Regions from separate parts of the Homo sapiens genome. Here region 1 is linked to region 2. The links are chromatin loops, found by intact Hi-C in ENCODE. Cell type or tissue: mammary epithelial cell. All regions are shown on one strand. Links, peaks and the distances in the headings refer to the core of each region. The heading gives the core; the rest is flanking DNA. Region 1 overlaps LINC01876 (long intergenic non-protein coding RNA 1876). Region 2 overlaps LINC01876 (long intergenic non-protein coding RNA 1876).

What was found. Hi-C counts contacts between places; a loop is a spot of excess contacts. Peaks named below come from ENCODE experiments on the same cell type or tissue, not always from the same donor. Only the 100,000 strongest peaks of a DNase experiment are listed, where the experiment ranks them.
Region 1: it touches region 2 in a loop (6-fold over the local background); 1 of 110 quality-filtered maps calls a loop at or near these places.

What each region holds. Positions count from the first base shown.
Region 1 is chr2:156,114,172-156,117,098 of GRCh38, forward strand. The region is part of intron 1 of LINC01876 (long intergenic non-protein coding RNA 1876); the gene reads right to left. Among named protein-coding and RNA genes, the nearest start is that of LINC01876, 140 kb to the right of the region's middle. In mammary epithelial cell, for the core only: no CTCF peak of the experiment used is centred there; DNase peaks (open chromatin) are centred at 1,360 and 2,120.
Region 2 is chr2:156,181,049-156,183,975 of GRCh38, forward strand. All of the region lies in intron 1 of LINC01876 (long intergenic non-protein coding RNA 1876), which reads right to left. Among named protein-coding and RNA genes, the nearest start is that of LINC01876, 72 kb to the right of the region's middle. In mammary epithelial cell, for the core only: no CTCF peak of the experiment used is centred there; a DNase peak (open chromatin) is centred at 1,303; H3K27ac peaks cover 1,591 bases.

The sequences.
Region 1 (2,927 bases), core at 303-2,802, 67 kb before region 2:
GAAATATGAAACAGCTAGCTTGATTGGAGCACTGTAATCAGTTAGATCATAAGAAGTGGGATATGGACAAAATATACTATTGTAGAGATATTTAGGGCCTGGTCACTTTGTAACAAGCAAAAGCATTTAGATGATATACTGTAAATAGTACCTTTTAGAAGGGGTACTTTACTGACGGATTGGAGGCCTAAGTTCCTAAATATTCCATAGAATATTAGACAAGGGTATGAATATAGACAGGACTGAAGTATAGAAAAGAAGATAGATCATAAGAACGTTAAGGCATAAAATTAAACTAATTACATTGAAGATAAAACAAGAGGGAGTTTACTACCATGAATCCAAAGTTTTTTAAAATGACTTGGATATTGACAGATTCATTAACTAAAATTTACAAAGAAAAGAGCTAAGGCACCCAAAGACTAAGCTTAACAATGTGTGTCGTTTCACATTTGGATTCCGAAATAAGGAACTGCAACTAATGTCTCTGATCCAGCTGCTGGCCCAAAATCAGACTGATTGATTTATTATTTTTATTTTTAAAAGTACTATGCAAATTTTGGCATTTTTCTTTTGTGTGTAATAGTTATCCATTGCTGTGAAACAAATTCCCCTAAAACTTGGTAGCTTAAGACAATAATAAATATTTTGAATCTCACGGAATTTCTCTGGGTTAGGAATTGAGAAGCAGCTGAGTTGAGTGGTTCTGCCTTAGAGACTCTAATGATGTTGAATTCAAAATGCTGCCTGGGGCTATAGGTTTTGGACTCGGGCTGGACAATCTTCTTCCAAAGTGGCTCATTCCCATGACCAAAAAGTTGATGCTGGTTGACGATGGGAGGATGTGATTACTTGCTATGTGAGTCTCTCCATAAGACTGCTTAATTGTCCTCACAGGATGTTTGCTGGACTCCTCTAGAATGTGTATGATCTGAGAGAGAGAACCAGGCAGAAGCTCTATCCTTCAATGGCCTAGACTCAGAAGTCACATGGAACCAAGTAATCCCCAGGTGTTGAGGGAAAGACCTGCTGGGCGGTGATTGAATCATGGGGGCAATTTCCCTCATGCTGTTCTCATGACAGCAAGTGAGTTCTCATGAGATCTGATGGTTTAAAAGTATGACACTTCCTTATCCCAGTCCCGCTCTCTCCTGCCACCATGTAAGACATGCCTTGTTTCCCCTCCGCCTTGTGCCATCATCATAAGTTTCCTGAGGTCACCCAGCCATTAGAAATTTTGAGTCAATTAAACCTCTTTCTTTATAAATTACCCAGTCTCAAGTATGTTTTTGTAGCAGCGTGAGAATGGACTAATACAACAGGCATACCTCCAAGACAGTGTGAGTTCAGTTCCAGACCACAACAATAAAGCAAATACTGCAATAATGTGAGTCACACAAATTTTTTTGGTTTCCCAGTGCATACAAAAGTTATGCTCTCGTACTGTAGTCTATTAAGAGGGGAATAGCATTATGACCAAGAAATCAACACACATACCTTAATCTAAAAATTTTCTTTAAAAAAGTCAACAAAGTGAAAAAGTGAGCCCATGCTGTTAGAAAACATGGCACTGGTAGACTTATTCCATGCAAGGTTGCCACAAACCTTCAATTTGTAAAAACTGCAATATCTGTGGAGTGCAATAAAACAAGGTATGCCTGTATATAACTCAGATGACTCTAAGAATACTTATTTGAATTATAGACAAAAAGAGATGGAAGATACATGTGAAGATGCATGTAGTAATCTAAACATAAGTGACCAGGATTTGCAGCTGATTTGGTGACAAAAAAATGAAGCAGAAAAAGATCTCTGCAAAATATTATACACAGAATCACCAAACCCTCACTCTTTTTTGAAGCCTTTCCATACTAACCTCAACTTTGTATGATTTCTTCAATGATTCCATCACATATCATGTCTTAAAGTTGAACTTTACACATTTATTTCATTGTGTATCTATTAGTTTTTGCTGCTGACTTAGTGACTTAAAACAAAAACAGATTTTTATTTCTTACATGTCTGTCGGTGATCTGGCAGTTCTGGTATGGAGTAACTTTGTCAAGGACTTGATGGTCTGGTTTGTACTCACTCTAATGCCTGAGGTTCTGGCCAGGATGGCTGAAGTGTTTCAGCCTGTCTTTACATGTGGAATTTCATCCTCTCGGGTGAAAGCTAGCTTTCAGCTTCCTGAAAGCTCTCACTTGGAGCTCTCAGGGTTCCCAGCAGTGAGAGAGCATGAGTCTCAATGTAAAAAGACTTTTCAAGGCTCTACTTGAGTTATGTTTGCTAATGTCCCATTGGCCAAAGCAAGGTGCATGGACAAGCCCAGAGTCAGTTGGGGTAGAAATAAAGTCCACTACAAGAGAACCAGCAAAGTCACATTGCAAAGAGATGTACATACAGGAATGGGGGGAGTTCTAACAGTCTACCACACCAGTGTTTCTTAATATTGTTTATTTGTGCACATTTTCTTGATGTTTGGCACTCTAGAGTTAAGGAAATGTCTGCAGCAATCAACAATGTGACAGAAACACCGTAGTCAGTGGGAATTCAAGAAATGTTCCTTGATTTGGTAACCCCCGCAAGTTTGCCTTGAGTTTTCTATTAAGATACAAATTTATTCTCTTCTGGCAGCACCCTTTAATATATGTCTCTTCTTCATCATACACCAAGCCAGCAAGAGAGATAATAATGGGCTTTCTTGGTTATTTTCCATCAAGTGATCCACACTTCTTGGATTCATTTACTACTTAAATTAATCAGTCCTCAAGTTTTCTCTCTTGTGGGTTTAATGCATAACATGTATGTCCATTTTTACTTTCTGATGGTATAATAATACTAGCAAGCACACACAGACACTAGTCATTTAAATGTTTTGTAGCTTATTAGTGAGATTGTACTTGGTTCCTTTAAGAATTTTCACT
Region 2 (2,927 bases), core at 167-2,666:
AAAAACAGATGTCCCATCTGATTTTTCTCTCTACTAAATTACAGTGTTTTTGTGTAGTTTGAATTTTTATTGTATCAATACAGATATATTTTATAAGGGAAAGTGTAAGTCTACTTCACAAAAAGTTCAACTTTGTTCACGGTTTCTGTCCTACATATAAAACTAAATAATTAAAACTATATGCAAATTCACCTGTGTACATCAAGAGAGGAAGAGTCCCTTATAATATGACCTATATTTGTTCAGCTCCATGGAAACCATTTCATTCCATTATCCACATGATTTACATAAAACTAAGGGGGAAAAAGGTAAGAGATGTGAAGAGGCAAAACCTGAAAGGAAACAATAGGGCATCATTCATGACTAAGAAGTTGAGGGGAACCCAGGGCTGTTTCCTGAGCCTGTGCAGGTATACAACACAGCCATCCATAATCGTGCATCTGTCTCTAATAGCATAAGATATAGTGAAAAGGAAAAATCCACACTTCCCCATTCCAAAACAGGCATTTGGACAACTCAGGTCCTCTTTAAGTTGCTGAATCTTGTTTACTCAAAAAAAAAAGCTCTGTCTGACTGCAAAATATAACAATAACAGTAACACACACACACACACACACACACACACACACACACACACACACACAAAGCACATCACTTACTTTTACTTATTCCACCGAAAGAAAATAGAAAAGGAAGAAATAGCCCAAATAACTCAGGCCCCACCTCTATTGCTGCTTGAAATACTGTAAGTAATTGAAGAAAAGTCAGAGAATATTGCTTGAATTATATAGTTATTTGCTTCAATTGTTCCCTTCCGTATGTCTTAGATATCTGGCCATCCCACAAGCATAACAGATTGCCAATCATGCACTCATGAAGGTAAACCAGGGCTACCACCCTCCCCCTAGCTCTCACATATTTGATAATCCCAAAAATACTGATTGCATAACATCTTCTTTTTAAAAAGTGGTTCTTTGAACGTATTTTTTTCATGGAGTTTACTGTTCTGAAGCACAAATGAGTTCTTTGCCTGTTTCTGAACAAGGAAAATGGTTCTTGCTGTGGAATACAAAGAACAGGTATACCTGACCTTGAGAATGTTTGCTCTGTGTGTGTATTCCACTTGAAGTAAAATGGTCCTGGATTTAGGTATCAGTGAGCTGAGAAACACAGGCACACCATGCCCTTAGAGTAAAGCTGATTTAGCTCTGACACTTCCCTATTTGCCAAGCCAAAGCTGTTGCACAAATCACACAGTCTGTAAAAGAGAAAGGGGAAAAACTGCTTCATCCAGTTTTTCTGCCTAAGGGCTGAATCAGATACACCTCAGCTTCAATTGTAAACCTCTCCCAGGAAGTGAACTCCTAACCGTGACATCAGCAACCTTGTCTAGGACACGTACATTTTCAAGGAGTGACAGCTTGAGGCAACTATTCCAACCTATTTACCAAAAAGCATAGTGAATTAAATTCTTCATGTAATTTGATTTAGAAAGGGATTCCTTTCCAGGTTATATTTCTAGTTTCGTCTGGTTAGGAAATTTGGTGGGTAAGAGAATACAAAAGCTGTTGAAGTAATAATGATTGTTGTCTTTCTGGTTGACTTCTATGCCACTTGCTTTTGAATTAAAAAGTGCAATGAAGGCTGCCTCTATAAACATTTTTTAGTATTTGGATTAGTCAGTTTCTAGATGCCAGGAGGACACTTACCAAAACCATAACTCATTCTAACTAGTAGGAAAATTATCTGATTATAAAATTAGTATCATTTATTACTTTTATCATTGTTAATTCTCCTGGAACGATAATGATCATATCAGCTTCAGTTATTATTTCAAATAAAGACAACCATCCTAACTAGAGCCAAGATGTTTTGTTTTTATACATGAAAAGGAGTTTAAATAATATAGCAATAAAATGGAATTGTGGTTGAGGGTAAATTGTTAAAAAAAAACTTAATCTAGGCTGATAAACACTGGAGATCTATATTAAACTGATATCAGTTCCAAAAGAAATTGTATACCCAATGATTTTATAAAGTATTTCAAAGCAAAATTATGACAATGAGAAGGAAAACAAATATTCCCAGTCAACTCAAATTTTGTTTTCCTGATTTCATGATGGGTTAGTTAATCTCCTAAGAACACTTAAGAGGTATTATACTCTCCTCCTGTGGCAAGAAAGGATGACTTCAATGTCAAGCTAAGCGTTTTCGGTTATACCCAGTGTATAGGGAAAGTCCACGGAAAATTTTTGTGTGAAACAATGATTTTAGAAATCTAACTTGGCAATAGTATGAAAATTAAATTGGGAGGAAAAGAAGACAGAAAGATCATTTGGAAAATTAGTAAAATAGGACAAATTTAATTAAGAATATGCCGAGAGAGGTAAGAAGAGTGATGAAAGCAGCATGAAAGTAAGCTTTTGGAAAGTTAGCAAGTGATTGAACGCAGAAGCTGAGGGAATTAGGAACATGAGAAGGTTTAGCGAAATGTGGAAGAAGTTGCATTCTTTTTATTTCTTTTTTTATCTTATTTTTTATTTTTTTATTATACTTTAAGTTCCAGGGTACATGTGCACAACGTGCAGGTTTGTTACATATGTATACATGTGCCATGCTGGTGTGCTGCACCCGTTAACTTGTCATTTACATTAGGTGTATCTCCTAATGCTTCCCTCCCCCCTCCCCCCACCGCAAAAGTTGCATTTTTCTTTGGAGCATGCTGCATTTAGAGATTTGCAGCAGAAAATTCCCAGTGTAGAACAGAATCTCCAGTAAGATATGAAGAGTAGCAATAACATCATCACTAGCCATCCACTTAGAGGTAAGAGTTGAGTGTGCCTGATATTGCCAACATGGAAAAATAGGCTGATGATAATCAGGGACTGAACTTTGGAAAATACCTACATTTGGAAAATTAGAAGAGG